Regions from separate parts of the Mus musculus genome. Here region 2 is linked to region 1. The links are chromatin contacts, found by Hi-C or POLR2A ChIA-PET in ENCODE. All regions are on one chromosome and are shown on one strand. The core of a region is the stretch at or near the end of the contact, and the rest is flanking DNA. Distances in the headings are between cores, read along the strand shown.

Region 1 (2,700 bases), core at 44-2,543:
CACGGATACCAATCTGAATTACTTACAAAACCTTACAAAGTCCTTGGAAGCATAGCCGCGCTAACCAAGTTCCCGTTCCACGGCAAAGAAATTACTCTTCCTTCATAACCTCTCCAAAGACAATCGAGGTCTTCTGAGGTATAACATTTACGTCTAACGAGACAGTAAGATCTGTCACCTGGTCCCGGTTTTAAGCTAGTTCTATATAGCTACGTCTAAAGGCCAGCTAACTCGGCAGCAGTTTGTTTGGACCCTGGATGTGACAACTGAGGGACAAACAGAGAAAGAGAAGAACTAGCTAAGCTTGGAGAAAACCAGGGTTGAGGCTCAGCGAGGCAGGGAGTCGAAAGACTGGACGAGGGAAGGGAGCGCAGGTACCTCTGGGGACCCTGAAATCGCCAAGGCAAGGGCAGGCGGGGCAAGCGCGCAGGTGGGAAGGGGAGTAGGGCTTGCCCCGGGAGCGCGGGCCAGGGGCGGCCGGGGGTTACCTTTGAGCTGGGGCAGGGGGTGCAGCTCCGCCTGGCTGCCCTGGCTGCGGAACTGCGACGAGCCCTGAGAGCGCTTCTGCCTCTGCGCCTTGCGCACCGATTTCCGGGTGAAGCCGTCCACTTTCTCCGAGGCCGAGATGGCGGCGCAGGCAACTGGTGCGGGCGGCGACGGCGACGACATCTCGGCGACCCGGGCGATCGGCGCCTCCCGCGGCGGCTGGCCCGGGCAATCGGCGGGGGACGGGCACGGCGGGCCTGCGCCCCTGCGCCCCGGGCCCCGGCCGCGCCGCCCTCGCGCTCCGCGAGCTGCTCCTCACCCGACAGCGCCTCACGGCCGCATCCCCGCGCCGCGCGGCCGCCTCCCGGGGCTGGCGGAGGGGAGGGCGGGGGCGCGCGGGCCGCACAAGTTGCTGACGCCCGGCGACGAGGGCGGGCGGAGGCGAGCCCGAAGTTTGGACGGCTGGGGCGAGCGCGCGGGTGCGGACGCCGGGCGCGCCTCGCGGCCCCTTAGCGCGCGGAGTCCGGACAGGTCTTCAGCGGCTGCCGCCCGCGCTGTCCGCCCGGCCGGGAGCCTCCTCCCGGGGCGCTTCCATCGCGGGTCCGCGCGAGCCGCTGCCGAGCGCTCGTTCTCCTGTCAGCGATGGCCCCTCATCGCCCGGGGCGGCCACCCGTACCCCGATCCTTGGATCCTTGGATCCCTGGAGCGTCGCCCTCGCTCAGCCTCCCGCGCCCACCGGCCGCCCACGGAGCACGCCCGGGAAGCAACTGCTACAACTTGAGAGGGTGGCTGGTTCGGGTGAGGGGGGACTCGGTGCGCGTGCGTGCGCGCTCCCGCGGCCCGGGGGAGGTCCTCGCGGGGGGTGGAGGAAGGAGTTTGACTGACAACTTCCGCGGGGTCCCACTAGCCTCCGGAGTCTCCGGAGGGGGCCGGGGCGGGAAAGCATGCCAGTGCCCTCGGCCAATCGCAGGGCTAAGCGGCAGACGGGGGTGGGGGCGTGGCCTCCCGGCTGTCTATCAAGAGTCCATAGCTGGGTGGGAGGGAGGGGCTACGTGACAGACGCGGGCCACAACCAATCGCAAGTGAAGGCAGTGAGCGGGGTGCCTTGTGCGTCACAACTGTAAAGGAAAGCTCTCGGGAGGGAGAAAGGGGAAACGCCGCGCCGCTGTCGGCTCTTGTGTACGCCTGCGCTAGGCTCCAGGCTGGGATTGTTCTCCAGACAGCGCGTTAAGAGGGAAACTACACAGGCAGCTCAGAAAGCAGAAGAGCGTCCTCCCTCTCTTTGCGCCCTGCTTACCAATGAGAACATGAAGCGAGGGCCGGGGTGCCCAAGAACACCAAGCATTGCGTCAGTCGAACGGGGGCGGGGCCAAGGTCGTGTCAGAGCAACGTGATTGACAGGCGAAGGAGCCCCGGGAGAGAAATGAGCTTGTCCAATCGGAGCGCGGGGCTACGTTCTTGGGCGGGCCTTCTCCTCTCCGGTCCTAAACCGCGTAATTGGTGGTTGGGGAGTCCATTTGTAGCTCCCGAGGTCTTGGCGCCGCGGTTCGCTGATCGCTGATCTCGCGTGGGGTTTGGGCAAGCTCGTCTCTACCACTTCAGAGAGCTCTGCAAGTCTAGGCCCTCTGAAAAGAAGTTTCCCGTTTCGAACTTAGCCCAAGTTTAACCTCTTCTGCTGAGGCCCTTCAGTCATCTGTAGTCAAGTTCAGATTAGCTGATTTGGGGAATCTCTTCCTAAGAGATTCCGTCTAAGTTTTATATTTAAAGCCAAGAACTGCTCATGTTAGCTTTGGGCATCCGTATGATGCTTCAACAGAAAGTGATCCCGCCTGCCCATAGTGCCCCCTTTGCTCTGCAGTCTCTTCTGCAAGTCCCACACCTTTTCCTTTTGACATAAAAACGGAGGTTAAGTAGGCTGGCCTAATGCTTGAGGAGGATCGAGAAGTATGCAAAAGTAGAGTTCTAAACCTACACTCAAAACATTTGCTTAACCAAATTATATAACAACAGAAGAATGTATAACGGAAATATGGTGTGTATACACATATTTTTCCACCATAAAGAACGAAATAACATGTAGGAAAATAGGTCCAACTGGAGATAATCATATTAGGCTGAATAAGCCAGTTTCAAAAACATAAATATCTTGTTTCCTTTTGCTTGCGATTCCTAGATTTTACATAGGTACATTAAATCAAGAATTTGCGAAATAAA
Region 2 (2,700 bases), core at 192-2,691, 40 kb after region 1:
CATCCCCACTCTCACCCCCACAATTCCCCTCTGAGCTGACAGAACCTCTCAAGCCACTGGCACCTGTCCCAGCACACACTATCCCTCTGGCATGCTGGTGAACTCCTTGAGGGTCTGGATGAGGACTTAATGGCATTGTGCCTCTGAGCCTGGCACAGCATGGTACTCCAACCGTGACTGATTCTGCTGACTTGTGAGAGTGTCCTCTCCTTGCAGATCCAGCATAGCCAGTTTGGACCAGCAGTGAGCAAGCAGCTGGGCCAGCAGCTGAGCTCCCCTCCCCCATGGCAGCCTTCCCAAGCACTTCTCCCTGGAGAGCACAAAGCCAGTTGCCAGCCTCAGGGGAGCCTTGTTATCTCCTTCCTCTGCTCACAGGTTAGAAGATCATGCCCTGATAGCTACCCAGAGAACGGCCTCGGACATTATCAGTGCTGATGAAACTCAGAGGCTCACTCTGAGTGACAACTCCTTCCAGGGAGCCTGTATTCCCAGGACAACCCAAGTCCCACACCCTGGCTTTCCTGTCCAATGCACCTTCTGACACATCTGTGCCACAAAACACAGGACTGATGGCTCAGCAGCCACCAAGACACCTTCATATGAGTGGAGAGAGGTAGGCTGCCAGAATAACTCCGAGCAGGAAGCTCCTGGGAATCGGCCATATGCTTAGAGTCCCAGGTGCCACAGGTAGAGATTTGGAGTTGGTTTTATTCCCTTGGCATTCTCCTGGGGCATTCTCTAGCCACACTAACAGCTGGGGTCCTGCGCACACCACCTGTGATCTACAGACAAGCATCTTAACAAGTATTAACTCATTTAATCAAAGCCCACTGATACAGGTAGCGTTCATCTCTACCTGTGTTACAGTGCAGGAAACCGAGGCACGGTCGTTTGCTCAAGACCACACAGCTCCTAATAGGCAGGTATACACAGTTTAAGCAGGAGATGGGCACACAAAACCATATCATTTCTACGCATTTTATTTAATTCTTATTTTATTTTTTTGTTTTTGAGACAGGGTCTTTCTATGTAGCCCTGGTTGTCCTGGAACTCACTATGGAGACAAAGCTGAGCTGCTCTCGCAGAGATCTGTCTGGCTCTGCTTCCCAGCACTGAGATCAAAGGCACGCACAGCTACGCCTGGCTTTGTTTGTTTTTTAATTTGGGGGCACAGGGTGCTTTTTGAGACAGGGCCTCTCTCGCGAGTGAGACAGTGACTCTGCACACTGGCTTCCAGTGGTCTTGTTTTGGAGATTAGAAGACTAGAGCACAGGTTAACTATGTTCAGATCTCATAGTTAACGACTGGAGGGTAACACAGCAGGTCTGTAAAGCCCCATCCCACTCCAACAAGCAGAGTGAACTATGAAACCACAGGGAAAATGCTCAGGGGGCTTAGGAAAGGACAAGGCATGACCACACACACTGGGAAGGGCAAATCAAACCAGCTGGAAGTGACACTCGGGACTCAGAGGCAGGAGGCCCAGGTGCCAACCCTCCAGTCACTTGCCCTTTTGGTACCTCAGGCCGCAGCAATTAGCCAGACTGGGCATGTGATTGAAGTCTGGTGCTGGTTAATCTAGACACTCTTGAGAGCAGAGCCTTGCTGAAGAATGGTCCTGAATGCAGACAAGGCTCAAATGGGAATTCTAAAGGTTTTCTAATGCTCCCCATTCACCCCCTTGGACATTCCATTTCTTTTGTTTGTCTTGTTCTTTCCTCTTTTCTTCTTCCTCCTCCTCTTCCTCCTCCTCCCTCCCTCCTTTCCTCCTCTTCTGCCTCTTCCTCTCCTTCTTCCCTCCCCCTCCCTCCCTCCTTTTTCTCTTCCTCCTCTCCTTCCTCCTCTTCCCCTGGGGTGTTTGGCCCAGGTTCAAGCTATCTTCAGCTCACTGTTACAATTTTAGGGCTGGGAACATGCCAACTCCATGATAAAGTTCTGCCTTGCATGTATAATGCCCTAGGTTCAACCTCCAGTAGTACAAAAGTAAAAAAAATATAAATAAATGCAAAATAAAAGAATAAAAATAAAAAATTGAAAGATGACTATAATCCTAGAATCACAGACCTGGAAGGAGCCTTGGAGATGGCTCAGTGGCCCCTCCCCCTCTCTGCCACTCATCTTCGTTTCTCCTTGCCTAAGGGAAGCTTGCCCTTGTGAATGGGGCTGACCGGTCAGCTGGGGCACAAAGATCTTGGCATTTACCTGGAACCACACAACAGTGGCAGCCGTATAGATGCTGCCCCCTGGAAGGTAGCTTATCTACCTTACTGGGAACATCAGAGATTCTACCTCATCTTTCCCAGAAGACCTGGGAACACAGAAGCAGGTGGGATCTGATGTGGCAGGTTCCAGCAGGTACCTGCAAGATGTCTTTGCTCATGAGAAGCAGAAACGGTCAATGTCTAGGGGGACTCAGAAACCTCACCAAAGAGGAGGCCAGGGAGGGACTTAAGGCCCAGACAAGCGGCAGGCCTCACTGGGAGGCTGCACTGAAGGCAGGCCTCGAAGGCTGCAACCAACTCCTTGACTGACCACGGGACTGGACCCAGTCACACAGCGTGGCATCCCCAGGCTTTCTCTCCACCACGTAGCTGTCCGGGTGGCTCCTACAGGAAAGAACAAACAAATGATAGCTGTAAAATAATCACACTTTTGAATATCATTCTCTTCCTTGGCAAGGCCTTGTTGATCACCCTGCTT

What was found. Hi-C counts contacts between places; a loop is a spot of excess contacts on that map. ChIA-PET counts read pairs that join two places held with the same protein, here RNA polymerase II (POLR2A).
Region 2: POLR2A ChIA-PET joins it to region 1 with 31 read pairs in embryonic stem cell. The contact joins the enhancer-like site here to the promoter of Ppp2r5a in region 1. A Hi-C loop is called at or near these places in 2 of 37 maps with a recorded cell type or tissue (both v-Abl transformed pro-B cells). POLR2A ChIA-PET finds 5 or more read pairs at or near these places in 4 of 5 experiments (Patski and embryonic stem cell).

What each region holds. Positions count from the first base shown.
Region 1 is chr1:191,395,748-191,398,447 of GRCm38, forward strand. Ppp2r5a (protein phosphatase 2, regulatory subunit B', alpha) reads right to left here and starts at 1,294. Exons shown (of 13, transcript NM_144880.4): 1 at 489-1,294. The coding sequence starts at 669.
Region 2 is chr1:191,435,375-191,438,074 of GRCm38, forward strand. Gm32200 (predicted gene, 32200) reads right to left here. Exons shown (of 6, transcript NR_151615.1): 6 at 966-2,606. Among named protein-coding and RNA genes, the nearest start is that of Gm31987, 4.0 kb to the left of the region's middle. Within about 2 kb of position 1,442, at least 1 of the 3 ENCODE cell types and tissues checked has a DNase peak (open chromatin) inside an H3K27ac peak, as active enhancers do.